2 separate regions of the Homo sapiens genome follow, and region 2 is linked to region 1. The links are chromatin loops, found by intact Hi-C in ENCODE. Cell type or tissue: Caco-2. All regions are shown on one strand. Links, peaks and the distances in the headings refer to the core of each region. The heading gives the core; the rest is flanking DNA.

Region 1 (5,382 bases), core at 168-5,167:
CCCAAGCAGAGGAAGGAACAGAATGGAGAGAGGAGGGAGAGGGAGGAATTGAGGGGAGTGGAGGGGAAGGACAGGGAAGGGCGAGGAGGCAGCAGGTCCCACAAGACCCAGAGAGGGACACTCCAGGCCGGGTTTGAGAGCTTTCCCAATGACTCCCCCACATAAAAACAACCCAGGCCAGTGCAGCCTTGCAGCCCCAGCTGTTTCCACTTCCTTCACTTATGCTCGCTCACCTAAATTGTTTACTAACTTCACATCCAGAATGTTTTAAATAGAGGAAAACCTGGGGCTTGTCTACACCAACCAGAGAGCAGAAGATATGGGGGGAAAATTCAACAACAACAAAACAAAAAAGAATGATACTAGACGGCCTATGTTTGCCCAGAACAACAGATTTCCCCTCACTTTTACGGCTTCCTGAGTCAGTGACAGAACTGGTCTCCCCCATGCTGTTGTGCCAGGTTCCAGAAATGTAATGTACTGACTTCTAGATTGAGCTGGATAACCAAGATCAGGAAAAAAAATAGAATCGGTGGAGAGCGACTCGTTCTGAGAGTAGGAAAAGTACTGTATTTGAGAGCTTCACTCACAGAGAGTGGACAGTACAATTCATAACGTCTAGCGTAGATCTCCAGCCAGATCTACAGGTTTGAATCCCAGCTTATCCACCTGGGAGCTGTGTGACCTGGGATGAATTACTTACCCTCTCTGTGCCTCAGTTTTATTATCTATAAGTTGGAGAGAATGGTATTTACCTCAAGAGACGTTGTGGGGTTAAATGAGTTTAGTTTAAAGCACTTAGGATAGCGTCTGGCATTAACACATAAAACACTATGTGTTTGCTATTTTTATTATATATACATGTAGGTTTTCACTATTTTTAAAAACGAGAATTTATTATTACTCTGATGCCCATGGCCTAGGAATTATCATGGGATTTTGGTTTATATGCTCGGCTTGACATTCCTGAGGTACCTCCTGCCAGTTTCCATGACAACACTATTGCTGTGTCCTCACACGCCCCAAATAATAAAAGCATAAAAGCTTGTGAGTCTCCTGAACGTTAAGTATAAGAAAAGGCCACATGTGAAAGCAGATGGAATTTCTTTTTTTTAAAATGTAATTAATATTTTTTTTTAAAGACATGAAGTCTCACTGTGTTGCCCAGGCTGGCCTTGAATTCCTGGCCTTAAGCAATCCCCCCACCTTGGCCTCCCAAAGTGCTGGGATTACAAGTGTGAGCCACCGCACAGAGCCAAAGATGAAATTTTTATAAACAACATCATCCATACGAATGAACTGAGAAGTTCCTTCATACTTCTATCTTGTGGCTGTGGCCAGGAGAAGTGGAATGAATCGGAGCAAGCAAATAAAAAAAATGTTTACAATGTGTATGCACTAATTTTAAAATGAGAAGAAAAATCAATATTATGAAAATAATGTGCCATCAGGCAATTAGGCTAGAATTAATATGTGGGCGGCAAAGGTAAAGTGTGGGCAAATTTTACTGTAGAAGTAAAGATACAGTTGGGAATAAGATTGACTAAACTAATCACCCCATTTTCCTTGGTGTATCTCCTATGGAATCCACAGTGAGGTCAGGTCAATAAACTGCCAGTGAAGTCCTTGATGGAAGAGAAGTCCTTAGAGCCCCATTTTTTATTGCTTAAGCAGCAGTGTCTTTGACAAATATTTAGTGTTTTGGCTACCTAAAGACTGAAGAAATATGGCTAGAAATGCATCTTCTGTTCAGTTTGGGAAAAGAAATATTCTTTTAGAGTTTTCAACCAAATGGCATAATATATCTCGACATTTAACTTCTGTTTGATTTTGAAACTCTTATATGTTTTCCTTACAGGCATTTTGGAAGAGTGTGTATCCTGCTATGAGATTCAAGTGAGCCTCATACAATATTTCTGACAGTTTTTGTGAATTGGATATTTCTTTGAGCACAAATCTATGCTGCAATCATAACTGAGAATGGCTCAGGTCTAACTGCCTAGGGCATTAGAGAAGCAATTTTGTCTTGAAAGACACTACTCAGAAAAAAATCAATCTATCGAGATAGGTACTCTTGGAGGAGAAACCAGGGTGCCAGGTGCTTTGGGGTCCCATTGCCTCCCAACGACAAAGAGAAAAGAGCTTCCAAGTCACTGGCTCCTGGTTTGAGAGGGGGTAGGGAGTTGGCAGAGGCAGTTCAGGCAGATTCCTGGATCTTATACCAGATTCACCCATTTGTTCACTTTAACCAATATTCATTAACGAGCTGCTACGCACCTTGTACTGTTCTCAGCATTGAGGTCATAGAAATGAACACAACATAGACACCCTCTGCCCTCTGGAGCCCGTATCTCAGTCAGGGAATCAGAAAATAAACAAGCAAATAGACAAACAGCGTGATCAGTGCTTCAAAAACAAAGCAGGAAGGGAGATGGAGAGCAAGAAGACACCAAGTCCCATCAATGCTCTGCTCCGCATTTTACTCGGGCCAAATACTTTATTCTACAAGGTCCTACCTAATCTGGCCACCCTCCCTGTAATCTCTATGACCTCTTCTCCTACTTCCTCCTCTTACTTTCCCAGCTATGCTGGCCAAAATGCTGCACCTGAAATCTGCTGGTGTAAACCCAGAAAGTCCCAGGCAGATGGGATGAGCAGGTCACCCAATTGCCAGGAGTGTTACTGCCAGGAGTGTTACTGCCTGAGGGGTTTTGCTGTAGCAGGTCCTGCTGCCTGAGCCACTCTTCCCCGGGTATCTTCTTCACTAGTTCCTTTGCCTCATTCATGTCTTCACTTAGATGTCACCTTCTGAATGAGGCTTACCCTGAACACCCTACTTGATACTGAACATGCTCTCCTCTCCTAAATCCCCTGCCTCCAATCTCTCTTACTCCATTTTTTCTTTTTTTACAACTTATGTTCCTGCATGTCCCAAATATAATTATTACATATATAGATATACTTTTGGTGCTTTTGCTTCCAACGGCCCGTACCTACAATTCTTCAGATCCTGCCCTCGGGCTAATAGAGCCCTTTGCCTGCTCCCGCAAAGCCATAAATACCTGGGGGTGTGTATGCCCCTGGGCGACCCTTGGCCAGTGGCTGATAACTGCAGGCCCGTGAGAGACCAGCCCCTGGCCTGCAGGCAGGACAAATCTGGACTTCCTGCCTCTCCAACAGAAGCCACGCCCCAAGGGATTTTGTCTGAAATTGCACCCTTGCTTGTCTTCTTCTCTCTCCTTGTTGTGCTTTCTCCATGCCATTCCTGGTTTCTCCTGGGAGCATTTCCTTAAGAATTGCTTCACCCAAATCCTCATCTCAGGATCCACGTCTGAGGAACCCAACCTAGAACTCGGGAGCTGGCCTTAGTGAGTTCATCTACTGAAAAGGGAAGGCAGGGTGTGTGGTCAGATGGGTGAGTCTAAGCACTGGAAGGTGAAAAGCATGCCTTCTGGGGGTTTCTGTGATCTCAGCCAAATGAAAAACAAGGCCTCCAGCTGGGAAGGCAGGGATGCTGAAGGACTGAGGAGAAGGAAGAGGGTAAGAGAGAGTTGTCTGGGAGAGTCAGGGAATGAATTTTCTAAGGAGATATGAGAAGACTGCTAGACAGTGCTGACCAATATTGTGTGTTTGTCTCCAGCTGCATCAGCTGCCTGGGTGAGGCTAAGAGAAGGCAGGGAGTTGGATGTTACCAGGAGCGGAGGTATTTCCAGGTGAGTAAGCTGGAGAGAGGTGAGCGGGTGTTTGGGATGCAAGAAAGGGGATAATTACAGTGGTAAGGTATGAGATCTTTGCTTGGGGCAGAACGAGGGGAGGATGCTGAAGAGTGGGCTAGAAACGAGGGCAAAGATGCTGGATTGTGGGTCCCGGTAAAGCTCAAGGGTTGTTGGTGTAATGGTCATGGACAGTGATGCTGGGAAGTAGTGAGTGATGGTGGGGTGCCTAGACCTCAGGTCATGGAGCCACTGCCCTCGTGGTGAAGTCAGGTCACAGGTGTGAGCAGGGAGTGGGTGGCTGAGGCTGGGCAGAGCACAGGGTCACCAGCCGTCAGAGCTCTGCACAACTCAAGCTTGATAACTGATTCTTGAAATATTCCATATCTATTTCCTGTTTTGTGTGTGTGTGTGTGTGTGTGTGTGTGTGTGTGTGTGTGCCTGATCTCTTGTGTTTTGAGATCCTAGTGAGGAAATGAGGTTAGAGCAAAACATAAAAGGTCTCCCTGCCCCACTGAATCTGTGCCCTCCGTGCCCTGGTCACAGGTGGCACCCTCCACCACATACAGCACATGCAGATCACAGCCGCTTTCAGTTCCACAAGAATTTCTCTCATTTTCTGTTAATTCCTCAGATCTGTGATCTCTAATTTCCATAGATTTCTCCTAGCGTGGTTTTAAGCAAACGAGCCATGAGCCTGTGCCTTTTTCTCAACCCAAAGAGACTTTGATCAATTACTCTCCAGGCCCCCTTCGAACAATAGAGTATATGTCCACACTCCCCCTCATGCCCACAATAGTGCAATCTCCTAGAAGGAATTTGTCTCTCCTCCTACAAGCTGGCTGGCACTGCCAGGCCTCATTCAGGTTCCCTGATGATGCTCAGCCTCCCCCTCCCCACACTCTCACTAGTTCTTTCCAGCAGGGCAACACCAGGGAGGGATTAGAGCACTCTCTCCTCAGCATCTCGAAGGCAAACTTGACTCCCTGATTATATATACATATATATATATATAATTTTTAAAAATTTATTATTATTATTATTATTAGACGAAGTTTCAATCACCACCCAGGCTGGAGTGCAGTGGTGCAATCTCAGCTCACTGCAGCCTCTGCCTCCCGGGTTCAAGTGATTCTCCTGCCTCAGCCTCCTGAGTAGTTGGGACTACATGGGTGCACCACCATGCCCGGCTAATTTTTTTGTGTTTTTAATAGAGACAGGGTTTCAACATGTTGGCCAGGCTGGTCTCGAACTCCTGACCTCAGGTGATCTGCCCACCTCGGCCTCCCAAAGTGCTGGGATTACAGGCATGAGCCTCTGCGCCAGGCCTTGGCTCCCCGACATTTGCATACATGCACAAGGTCATGTGCACATACACAAATGCATGCATGCACTCATGTATAACACATGCAAACATACATACATGCACACGCACACACACACACATGCACACACACACACCTATGGCATTGTGGGTATCTGGCACAATCGAGGGAATCCATTTCCAGTGCCAAGCATCGAGCAGGATGACTAAAAGGTAAGGCACAGATTTAGAAGTCAAAAGAGATAGACACTCACCGACCCTCTCCCTGCTGGTTTTCCAGGTGAGGTTTAAGTTATACCACGAATCCTCAACTGCTGTGAGGTAAGAACATTTAATTTTTATTTT
Region 2 (5,382 bases), core at 318-5,317, 58 kb before region 1:
GGAGTATGAGTAGGGCAACTGGGAGGTAAAAATCCTACCAGGGGCCAGGCATGGTGGCTCATGCCTGTAATCCCAGCAATTGGGGAGGCTGAGAGGGGAGACCCTGTCTCTACTAAAAATGAAAAAAAAAAAAATTAGCTGGGCATGGTGGCATGTACCTGTGGTCTTAGCTACCGGGGAGGCAGGAGGACCCCTTGAGCCCAGGAGGTCAAAGCTGCAGTGAAACATGATCACAGCATTGAACTCCAGCCTGGGCAACAGAGTGAGACCTGTCTTTAAAAAAAAAGAAAAATCCCACCAGGGGATAGCATAGGTGAGGAGGTACTAAGTATGTGGATATGCAACTTGGCAGTGGGAAGAGAAAAGAGGAAATGATTTCAAGGGATATCCCAGGGAGGGGCTGAGAAGACTTGGTGATAGAGGGAAGGGGGCCCAAGGTGAGGAGGTGACTGAAGGGATGACAACCTCCCCACAATTGGAAAGTCAGAGTGGGGAGTTGTTTTGGGCACTGGTTGAGGGCAGGGATAAAGGGTTTGGTTTGGGTTGATTGGATTTTAGCGGTCAGCAGAATGAATGAGTGAAGATTTCCGTCAAGTATTCTGAGACATAGTTCTAAAAGTAGGGGAAAAGATGGGGCCTGTGGGAATTTGGAAGGCATTTCTGAAATATTTCTGTCTGAAGTGATGTCTTAGTCTACTCAGGCTGCCGTAACAGAATACTACAGAGGGGGTGGCTCAACCAACAGAAATGTGTTTGTCATAGTTCTGGAGGCTGAAGTCCAGCATCAAGGTGCTGCAGGCTTGGTTTATCTAGAGGCCTCTCTCCTTGGCTTGTGGGTGGCTGCCTTCTCGCTGTGTCCTCAGATGGCCTCTTGAGGCCTCTTTCTTTTCTTATAAGGACATGAGTCATATTGAGGGCCCCATCCAGTAGGCCTCACTTTATTTAATCACTTCTTTGAATGCAGTATCATCAAATGCACGAATTAGGGCCCACCTATATGGCCTCATTTAACTTTAGTCACCTCCATAAAAACCCTCTCTCCAAATATAGTCAGATTGGGGGTTAGGGCTTCAACATAGGAATCTGGGGAGACAGAATCCCGTTCATGTCAAGTTGTCTTCAATGTTATGTCTCTAACATAAATGTAACCTGAATATTCTCCAGCCTGCAGGACTTATCCTTTTTAAAATTCACAGCAGAATTCCAACTGCACCCCTCAGTAGGAAGCCCACTCTTCCTGGAGGCTCCCTCCCGGCTCGCTCCTGAGCCTCCTCCAGGACTGTCTGTATGTTCCCAGCAGCTACCCGGTCATCATGGTCATCTCTTGCTCAGACATCTGTGCCTCCGTTGGTTAGATCATGTGTATCTTCCTCAAGTTCTGCCCTTCCCCCTCCTTGATTTACCCAAAGCATGGACACAGCTTCTACCTCAATTCCATAAAATACAGCTTAGCAATAGACTTAAGTGTTCAAAAAGAGTCTAACAAGGGCTTGGCTCTTACATGATGCAGGAAAGACATATCTTATTATCTGTGTGACCTTGAGCAAGTTACCTGATCTCTCTGTACCTCAGTTTCCTTATCTGTAACGTGGATATACTAAAAGGACTTAGAGCTGTGAGGGTTAAATGTGCTCATTTATGTAAAATTAACAGCACTTTATAAGGATTAGCCTTTATTATTCTTGTTGTTCATGGTGATTGTGTAGTATTTCAGGAAAACTTAGGTCAAAATCAGATATCACTACCAGAATCCAAGAGCCATGCTTCTCCCAGGGGGCTCCTGTTGGCCGTCATTCTGTTGTGTTTCCAGAGTGAGTATCTTAAAATTGTTGAAGTTGAGAAAGCTGGCAGGTTCTCCAGTGGAAGTCCTTTGTCCCCATCCTGTCTGAGTCTCTGCCCTGCTTGAGTCCAGTCTGATTGGGGAGGGGACACTCAGCACCCTCCTCATCTCTGCAGATGTCCCGCTCTGCCCACAGGTCAGCACTCGCTGTCTCAAACACCTGCGCCCCTTGGTCAGGTCTTTCCCAACCACAGAGTGGGCTCTTGCCTAACACCCTCATGACAAAGAAAACAGGTTTCCTTCCAGAGCAAAGAGAGGGAAGCTAGTTCGGCCTTTACCCCAAAATGCAGAATCACTTGCAGTCTCTGAAATAACAGTTTTTCCAACTTTGACAATTTTAAGATACTCACTCTGGAAACAAAAACAGAAGCTTTCCTGTATGCATTTTTTTCCTACCACCCCAAGCACCAGGAGACAGAAGCAGAGCATTTTACCCATTCCATCATGCTGCAGGTGTGCGTGTTTACTTCTGGTGAACATACATAGGTCTTGAATTTCAGCAGCAAAGAAACAAGGAGTTGATGTGGATGGCCAGTGCAGGCATAGTGGAGACCCAATCCCCTTCACACATGACAAATGTGCTGCCATGTTCTGGGTGAAAACTCTAAGCTAAAAAGGGATTTATATATTTCTCAGTGATAATATTCTGTATTCACTGAAGGTCTGCTGTGAGCCAGAAAGTGTGCTATGCTATGAATGCGTTTCATCTCTGAATTTCCCAGGAGTAGGCATTAGTATCCTTAATTTACAGGTGAGGAGGTGTAGAGAAGTTAAGAAAGAACGCTCAAAGCCACAAAGATTGTAAAGGGCTGACTGAGAATTCAGATTGCTGTCTCTCTGACTGAGAAACCTTCCTTTTTCCTGATACATAACATTGTTTCACCTCCCATAAATCAGAGTGGAGCCATTTTCAAGCCACCTTGGACAAACGGCGACTCTAACGGCTACTCTGAAGATGTAGAAGTTAGTGACAAAGATTGAAGAAGACAAGACATTCCTTCCAGGATTTTTCTTGCAAATTTGAACAGCATCTTAGCTTATCTTTGCGTTTGCCTTTGTTGTGTCTCCTTGGGGACAGGAGAATTAATGTTCCCTTTCCTCTGTGCATGTAAATATTCCCTAATAAATTATACTTGTTGACAGTCTGAGAGAAAGTCTTTCATCATCCTACACAAGTTTGCTTAGGATAAAGCCACTAAACCGGTTCACACAGAGTGCACTGTAGAGGGAGGTACAGGTTTGATGGTTGCAGGTTTAAATGCCATCTTTAGGCAGATGATATGCAAATTTTCAGCTAAGTCTTCTGCTCTGAACTCTGGATCACATCTCTAGCTGGCTCTTTGATGCCTCTGCTTGGATATTTCACACTGCCTAAAATGTAATGTGTTTGAAATGAAACTTCTGATTTCATTCTTCCCCCTCCATAAACATGATCCTCCCCATTTTTTTTCTAATTTTAGCAGCTGAACCACCCTACACCAAGGAGACATTGAAGAGTTTTTAATGACATGACCAGATTTATTTATCATCCTGGCAACAATGCGTCATCAGGATTTTCACAAATGAGAGAAGTGAGTTGGTGGTTAGTAAGAAGGTCAATCTGTAAAGCTTTGTGACTGATTGAATGCCTTTTTAAAATCTTAACAAAAATTATATGTAAGTATAAGATAATGAAATGTGTTTATAGAAATTTCTGGCTGGGTGCAGTGGCTCATACTTGTAATCCCAGCACTTTGGGAGGCCAAGGTGGGCCAATCACTTGAGGTTAGGAGTTTGAGACCAGCCTGGCCAACATGGTGAAACTATATCTTTACTAAAAATACAAAAATTAGCTGGGTGTGGTGGCAGGCACCTATAATCTCAGCTACTTGGGACGCTGAGGCAGGAGAATCGCTTGAACCTGGGAGGCAGAGGTTGCAGTGAGTTGATATTGTGCCACTGACCTCCAGCCTGGGTGACAGAGTGAGACACCGTCTCAAAAAAAAAAAAAAAAAGAAAAGAAATTTATATTAAGTCTATCCATATGAAATAGTCGTTTATAGGTCAACAGATGTTGAAAAATGGCAATTTAATATGTTATGGCACAACAGACAGGCATCTCTGTCCCTCAAAAGTATTAAAATACCTAGTTTCGGTAAAAGCATCAGAAAACAAACATAATCATATGCTGCTGGTATAAGTTGTGGAAAGCTTTCTGCAAGGCAATCACATTCAAAATCTTGGAAGGGTAAAAATCTACAGTGTAATTTTACATCAGACAATATGAAAATATCAGTGTAAAAGGATATTCATTGCAGTGTTGTTTATGATAGGAAAAGTTGGAATTAATTCCAATGTTCATCTACAAGAGACTTTAAATGAGGGTCATCTGTTCCATGAAATAGCATATAACTATTAAGACAATAATGTAGCATTAAATCTCATGTCATGAAAAGCTGTCCACAACATATTGTTGAGCAAAAGGGCAAGACAGAAAACAGTATGTATAATATGATATCACTTTATTCAAAAATATAAGATTCTATATCTAATTATTATAATATGCAGAGAACATCACCTGGAAGAAGATATTTCTAAATATTAACAGAGGCTACATCTGGGTCCTGAGATTTTAGATCTTTCTTTATATATACTTTTTAGCATTTTCTAACAATTTTGGGACAGTTTATATTATTTTTGTAATCAGACAAAAGCTACATTCAAAAGAAAAAACCAACTAGCTAAAAAAAGAAGCATCAAAAGTATTTACATACATGGAGGAATGATCACTTGTTGGGGAAGATACTAGTGTTTAAGATGAAACCCCCTAATCTTTGATATTAGCAATGATGACACCTTCCTACATTTTTCATGATGCAAACATTACAGACAGAGAGTATGTTCTTCTAGAAGACAGTCCATGAGTGAACAATGATCGTACCACAGGTTTATACCAAACACAACTTCTAATGACCTCTGAAGATATCCGCGGGTATTTCCATTTTCTCACAGATCCAAATGTCTCTGTGGGTTGGATGCTCGCTGTGGATTTTAATACCATTAAACATCAATTCTAAGTTCTGAAGAAAGGCAGCTCTTTCCTCAACAATTTGGTTTTTTTTTTTTTTTTTTTTTTTTGATTCCTGATTTCCTAATTTCTAGTCTAACAGCATGTGACTTTGTTTGCCTAACTTGGGATTTGGGGGCTGAGTAGATCTAAGAGTGTGACAGAACCTTTTGTGAAACGAAAACCCCCCCTCAGAAAAAAAAAAAAAAACAGGGTTTCTTTTGTTGCTCAAGCTGGAGTGCAATCATGGTTCGCTGCAGCCTCCATCTACTGGGCTCCAGCAATCCTCCCACCTCAGCCTCCCGAGTAGCTGGAACCACAGGTGCATGCCTCCACACCCAGCTAAGTTTTGTGTATTTTGTAGAGATGGGGTCTTGTTATGTTTAGGCTGGTCCTGAACTCCTAAGCTCAAGTTATCCATGCGCCTCAGCCTCCCAAAGTGCTGGATTTATAGGCTTGAACCACCACACCTGGCTGAGAACCTCTTTGAATGTCA

The links. A loop is a pair of places that touch in the nucleus more often than their neighbours do. Peaks named below come from ENCODE experiments on the same cell type or tissue, not always from the same donor. Only the 100,000 strongest peaks of a DNase experiment are listed, where the experiment ranks them.
Region 2: it touches region 1 in a loop (4-fold over the local background); 2 of 110 quality-filtered maps call a loop at or near these places.

What each region holds. Positions count from the first base shown.
Region 1 is chr6:150,454,393-150,459,774 of GRCh38, reverse strand. No RefSeq gene overlaps it. Among named protein-coding and RNA genes, the nearest start is that of IYD, 88 kb to the right of the region's middle. In Caco-2, for the core only: no CTCF peak of the experiment used is centred there; DNase peaks (open chromatin) are centred at 2,674 and 3,104; H3K4me3 peaks cover 220 bases.
Region 2 is chr6:150,512,794-150,518,175 of GRCh38, reverse strand. No RefSeq gene overlaps it. Among named protein-coding and RNA genes, the nearest start is that of PLEKHG1, 84 kb to the left of the region's middle. In Caco-2, for the core only: no CTCF peak of the experiment used is centred there; a DNase peak (open chromatin) is centred at 795.